Regions from separate parts of the Mus musculus genome. Here region 1 is linked to region 2. Evidence: chromatin contacts called from ENCODE POLR2A ChIA-PET data. All regions are on one chromosome and are shown on one strand. The core of a region is the stretch at or near the end of the contact, and the rest is flanking DNA. Distances in the headings are between cores, read along the strand shown. Region 1 holds the start of Scand1 (SCAN domain-containing 1). Region 2 holds the start of Cpne1 (copine I).

Region 1 (3,004 bases), core at 6-2,505, 200 kb after region 2:
TGAGTCACAACAACCAACTAAATAAAGCATTTAATAGGGCCAGTTATTTTACTGCTCAGCTTCGAAACCGCTGTGTACTGCCATCTGCTGAAGCTCGGATACTAGATAGTGTGAGGCAGAGGGGAGAATAGAAGGCTAGAAAACTGAAACCTCATTAACATGGCCTTTTGCAAAACAAAACTCATGCAGGTTTAGAAAAACTGAATGTGGTCTAGATCTAGGTAGATTTCCTGCCTAAGGGCACAGCTTCGCGCAAATGCAGTGGTCCAGGAATAGCTAATCAAAAGCCTTAATCTTACAGGTTCCCAGAATCCTCTAGCTATCAGCTGGAAAGGTGGGCAACAAGTTCGTAAAATAAACCCAATAAATAAAGAACGAACGCAAGACACAGCAGACATGGGAGCTGTCAAAATTCAACTTTTATTAACTCAGGGGTAGGGTGTCAGTCCAGGGAGCCCCAGGCTCCGCCGCTCAGCCGGTGATGCGCACGTCCGCGCGGCGCCGCAGCCGCCGAGCCCGGGCCGCCTCCGGTAGAATGGCCTGCAGCTGCTCCTGCACCAGCATCTCCACGATCTGCTCCTTGGTGCGGATGTCCGGCCGCAGCCACTGGCGGGACAGCTCCCGCAGCTGCCGGAAGGCTTCCCGGGGCCCGGCCGCGTCCTGGTAGCGAAACTGCCGGAAGCGCTGGCGAAAGGTCTCGGGGCCGGGCCGAGAGGCTCCGGGCCGCAGGGCGGCGTCAGCGTAGGGCGCCGTGTTCAAAGCTGCGGGCGCGCCGGGGAGCTCCGGGGCCGGGGAGCTCCCGGAATCGGGCGACGGGGCCGCACAGTCGCCGGCTCCTTCCTGCTGCTCGGGAGGCGCCGCGGGGCTTTGGGGGTCCTGGCTGGGCTGCGGCGCCGCCATGACTACGGCTGTTGGCGTCCCCCTTTGTTTCGCAGTCCGGCGCCTCGCCTGCGTCTGCACCGGAAGGAGGTAACAGAGGGCCGCTGAAGGGCAGGGCCCGGGCACCCCAGCGGGACGCGGACTCAGGACAGGCTGCGGGCAAGCCCAGCTTACCTCGACCCGCGAAGCTCCTCGGTGGCCGGAAATGAACCGATCCGCGAATCCGGAAGCCGCCTCCTCTACCAGTCACGTGAAGTTTGATCTGGGGAAGTCCGTAGACATCAGCTCTACTGACACTAAGGATGGCGGCACTGCAAGGTCCCCATTGGAGCCGGCGGACAAGTCGGACACGACAGAGTCGAAATCTGAGTCGGGATCGGATTCCAGATCAGAGGAAGACAAGGAGAGTCCGGCCTCGATTAAGGAGATAAAGGCGGAGACACCCCAACCGAAGGACCGCCCTGGCGTGCAGGTGACCTGCGCCTCCTAGGGTAGATGCTGGTCCCTACTTGACCAGGCAGGATCTGGGGGTAGCGCTGACAGTCCTGGGTAAAGGAGGGTGATGGTTGGCTAGGGGATTGTCGGAGCTTGGGCGGATGCCCTGGGTGGGACAGCGGGACAGGGGCTCCAATTACTTTTAAAAAGATCTCTCAAGCCCGTAATCCTAGAGCTAAAGGACACCTCCTGAGCTATAAATTGAGCTGAGAATCTCATTAAACACACACACACACACACACACACACACACACACACACACACACACACACACATATACTGTCGCCTGCATAGGTGCAATTGATTTCACTTTATTTTGAGAAGGACAAAGTATTTGGGCAAGAGTCTTCAGACTTTCCTGCCCCCAAACAAGTGCTCAGGGCTTCTTTGTCATTGTTTTTGCTTGTCCTCGAAAACCAAGAGAAAGAGATTCAGTGGGTACTACTTTAACTTTAAGATTAATAAGTGGGGGGCTGGAGAGATGGCTCAGTAGTTAAGAGCACTGACTCCTCTTCCAGAGGTCCTGAGTTCAATTCCCAGCAACCACATGGTGGCTTACATCTACAATGGGCTCTGATGCCCTCTTCTGGTGTGTCTGAAAAGAACAGCGGTGAATACATAAAATAAGTAAATACATCTTTGAAAAAAGTTTAATAAGTAAACTGTAATTAACGATGTCCCAGATGGTGGCCATTAGCTTCTTGTATTTACTGAATCTTTGAAAGGTAAATACCCCGAAATTGAGATGTATTAAAATGTAGAATTACGCATGTGTCTGTAGGAAAAGAAAAATATTTTGTATTTATTACATATTTGAGTATGTTATGTAATTTTGTATATATGGGGGTCAAATAAACTATATTATTAAATTTTACCTGTGTCTTTTTACTTTTAAAATACAACTACTTTGAAATTTTTAAATTACACATACAGTTTATAGTATATCTTTGTTGACTAGCTGCTGTCTAGAGTGTCGGAATCAGGTGTCAGGAAACATCTTTTCTTTGCTTTAACACCCCCAGCAATAAATAGTGCCTGCCTCACAGTTGTCAGGTGGAGTAAATCAAGCTCTGGAAAAGACAGAGCTTTCAGAGCTAGGGAGATGGAGCGGTTGGTAAGGATGCTTGGGATGATGGGATGAGATGAGCGTGGTACCCAAGCATTGTGAGTCCACAGCTCTGGGCAGCCCACGAAGTTCTAGGCTTCTATCCTCCTCCGGACAACTAAGTCTTCCAGAATGACCGGGTTCATTCAGCTTCTCTTGGCTTCTGACTGAATTGCTCTGCTTGGCCTCATACTAACTTTGGCACTCTCCTCCTCCCCCTCCTCCTCCTCCTCCTCCCCCTCCCCCTCCTCTTCCTCCTCCTCCTCTTCCTCCTCCCCCTCCTCCCCCTCTCCCCTCCTCCTCCTCCTCCTCCTCCTCCTCCTTCTTCTTCTTTTCTTGAGACAGGGTTTCTCTGTATAGCCCTGGTTGTCCTGGAACACACTCTGTAGACCAGGCTGGCCTTGAACTCAGAAATCCACCTGCCTCTGCCTCCCAAGTGCTGGGATTAAAGGCGTGAGCCACCACACCCGGCTCTTGGCACTCTGTTCTAATCTTCTGGCTCATTCTGTCTTCACCTATGTCTGT
Region 2 (2,893 bases), core at 307-2,806:
TCCAAAAGTCTCCATCTCATCAAAAGCAACAAGTTTCAAAAACAAGTACATCAGTTTTATTTACCTATTTTTTTTAAATAAAGATTTTTTTGTAGGATTTTTTTCCAACTGCAAACGCTCTTTAACATTTTAACAGTATACAATGGTTAACAAGGTCCCGGACAATTTTTGTTTCTAAGACTGAAGTTCACCAAAAATTACAGCTCAAACTATCCAAAAAGCCCTGAAAGAAATAGTCTCTCCCTTGAGTTGCCATCCATCCTAGTTTTTTCCCACCAAGTCATATAATAAGATTCGCATCAACTTAAATCTTAACGTACACAATAAAATGGTTTCTGCCAACTGCACACACTCAGTCATCTCGGAATCTAGGAGCCAAGAAGGCTTTAGGACCCAGAATACTTCTGCAACACAGCCTGTAATTCGCAACTTTATCTACCAGAATGAATGGATCTTTAGCACTTGAATAAACCACAGGGGACTCCTTAGAACTTCCAATAAAACACACACTTAGGTTACTAACTCGCTTACTAACACGGGCACTCCAACCTGCTACGTTAGTCCATACCCCAATACTAACCTGTAGATCTTTAAAATGCCTTTCCTTCTATTTTACGCGGCTGCAAAGTGGCGCCGCCAACCTTCAGACAGTAAGTAAGCTATCTAAGACACCCACCCTCCTTCCTCCAACTCCCAAAGGTGCTGCAGATAGCAGCCCCTCCCCTAGTTGGGAATCAAGGACCAGCCATCCTAGCTACAATTCTTCAAGCCTCTCCGACCTACAGGGCGGCTCCAATCACCTACACTTAGGAAGCCCCTCCTCAGCGCTAGACCTAGGAAGCTATACACTGCAATCCCTGCACCTCCAGGCCCTAAAAGCGACCGGTTCCCAGCCTCCCAGGACACCTTTCCTCCCCATAGGAATGTCCCTAGTGTAGTCCACTTTTGCAGGTCATAGGCCACTAGGACCTCTTCACTTCGGGGCAGAGGTGAGAGTTAAAACCTCGTTCCCGCTTAAAGCCAACGAAGCCTTCCCCACTAAGCGTGCAGGCGTTTTCATCGCAATCCCCCCCCCCCCGACCCGGTAGTTCGCAGGCCGCGAGGCCACCCGATGCTGGCCGCTTCCCCTCTCAGGACCACCGGGCATCCCCGCTAAGGCCCTGCTCCCACTTCGGCACGCAGACTCCACCTTTCGCATCCTCGGAGGCCCCGGAGCGTGAGCGGCGCCCCAGGACCCCCGCAGCCCCGCCGCGACCCTTTGTGTTGGGCGCTCGCGGCCGCGGGCTCCGAGGCCTGGGAAGGCCCCGCCCCGAGGCACCAAGGAGGCGGCTCGAGCCCCGCACAGCCCCGCCCGTTCCGGGGCTGCGGGAGTCTTACCGGGGAGAGCTTGCGCGGCACCAGAACCCAGACCCGAGTTACCCCCCGCGCGAGTGCCTCAGCCCTGCGGCCGACAGCCCCAGCCCGAACGGCTTTCCCGGAGCCCACTGCAGCCAACACCTCCACAGCCGCTTCACAAAATGGCCGCCCGCCCGCTCCGGCGCTCCGCGTTCCCGGAGTAGGCGGGGCGCCGCTGCCGACGTCACCTGATGGGAGACGCAGGCGCGCTGAGGATTTGGGGTGGGGGCAAAAGCTCGGAAGTTGCAGGTATTTGTGGTGAACCCGGTATTTTAGTAGCTGTTTGCAAAGTCAGACCTGAAGCTATTGTCCAAGGTTCCTTGCAGAGCTTTTAAAGTACAGGCTCCTTTGGCTCTTGGAGACCCCCGTGAAGGGAGAAAAACAATGCCTTCACTGCAGAACTGTCTTGAGGATTAAACGCACCAAGAAGCAAAAGCTTGAACCTTTTTTTGACTATTGAAAAAAAAAAAAATGGGAGGCAGAGGCAGGCGAATTCTGAGTTCGAGGCCAGCCTGGGCTACAGAGTGAGTTCCAGGACAGCCAGGACTATACAGAGAAACCCTGTCTCGAAAAACCAAAAAAGAAAGAAAGAAAGAAAGAAAGAAAGAAAGAAAGAAAGAAAGAAAGAAAGAAAGAAAGAAAGAAAGAAAGAAAGAAAGAAAGAAAGAAAGAAAGAAAGAAAGAAAGAAAGAAAGAAAGAAAGAAAGAAAGAAAGAAAGAGAAAGAAAGAGAGAGAAAGAAAAGAAAGAAAGAAAGAAAGAAAAAGGAAGGAAGGAAGGAAGAGAAAGAAAGAAAGAAAGAAAGAAAGAAAGAAAGAAAGAAAGAAAGAAAGAAAGAAAGAAAGAAAGAAAGAAAGAAAGAAAGAAAGAAAGAAAGAAAGAGAAAATAATCCTGCTTGGCAGTGGTGGCACAAGCCTCTAATCCCCGCACTTGGGAGGCAGAGGCAGGCAGATTTCTGAGTTTGAGACCAGCCAGCACTACACAGAGAAACCCTGTCTTAAACACACACAGAAAGAAAGAAAGAAAGAAAGAAAGAAAGAAAGAAAGAAAGAAAGAAAGAGAGAGAGAGAGAGAGAGAGAGAGAGAGAGAGAGAGAGAGAGAGAGAGAGAGAGAGAGAGAGAGAGAGAGAGAAAGGAAGAAAGGAAGGAAGGAAGGAAGGAAGGAAGGAAGGAAGGAAGGAAGGAAGAGAAAATATTCTTCTGCCATGGGGCTGGAGAGATGTCTCAAAGGTTAAAAGCTCATACTGCTCTTCCTGGCATCTTAAATTCTATGAGCTACATGGAGTGGCTCACAACCTCCTGTAACTCCAGCCTCAAATCTGACTCCCTCCTCTGGCCTCTGTAGGCAGCGACACTAATATGTACAAACTCTCACACAGAGACATTAATAAAAATAAATATAAAAAGAGTAAAATATCTTTCAATATTTCCTATAATCCCCAGTATTTGATTATACAGGGAGACCTAGGCTCTACCAGACTCTGCCCCTTGATTTTGT

Evidence for each region. ChIA-PET counts read pairs that join two places held with the same protein, here RNA polymerase II (POLR2A).
Region 1: POLR2A ChIA-PET joins it to region 2 with 14 read pairs in Patski. The contact joins the promoter of Scand1 here to the promoter of Cpne1 in region 2. POLR2A ChIA-PET finds 5 or more read pairs at or near these places in 2 of 5 experiments (Patski and embryonic stem cell).

What each region holds. Positions count from the first base shown.
Region 1 is chr2:156,311,449-156,314,452 of GRCm38, forward strand. It overlaps Scand1 (SCAN domain-containing 1), which reads right to left and starts at 1,256. Exons shown (of 2, transcript NM_020255.3): 1 at 1,054-1,256; 2 at 398-954. The coding sequence starts at 900. The coding sequence ends at 472. Cnbd2 (cyclic nucleotide binding domain containing 2) reads left to right here and starts at 1,025. Exons shown (of 13, transcript NM_027585.2): 1 at 1,025-1,351. The coding sequence starts at 1,085.
Region 2 is chr2:156,110,409-156,113,301 of GRCm38, forward strand. It overlaps Cpne1 (copine I), which reads right to left and starts at 1,557. Exons shown (of 16, transcript NM_170590.3): 1 at 1,378-1,557. Rbm12 (RNA binding motif protein 12) reads right to left here and starts at 1,557. Exons shown (of 3, transcript NM_029397.3): 1 at 1,378-1,557.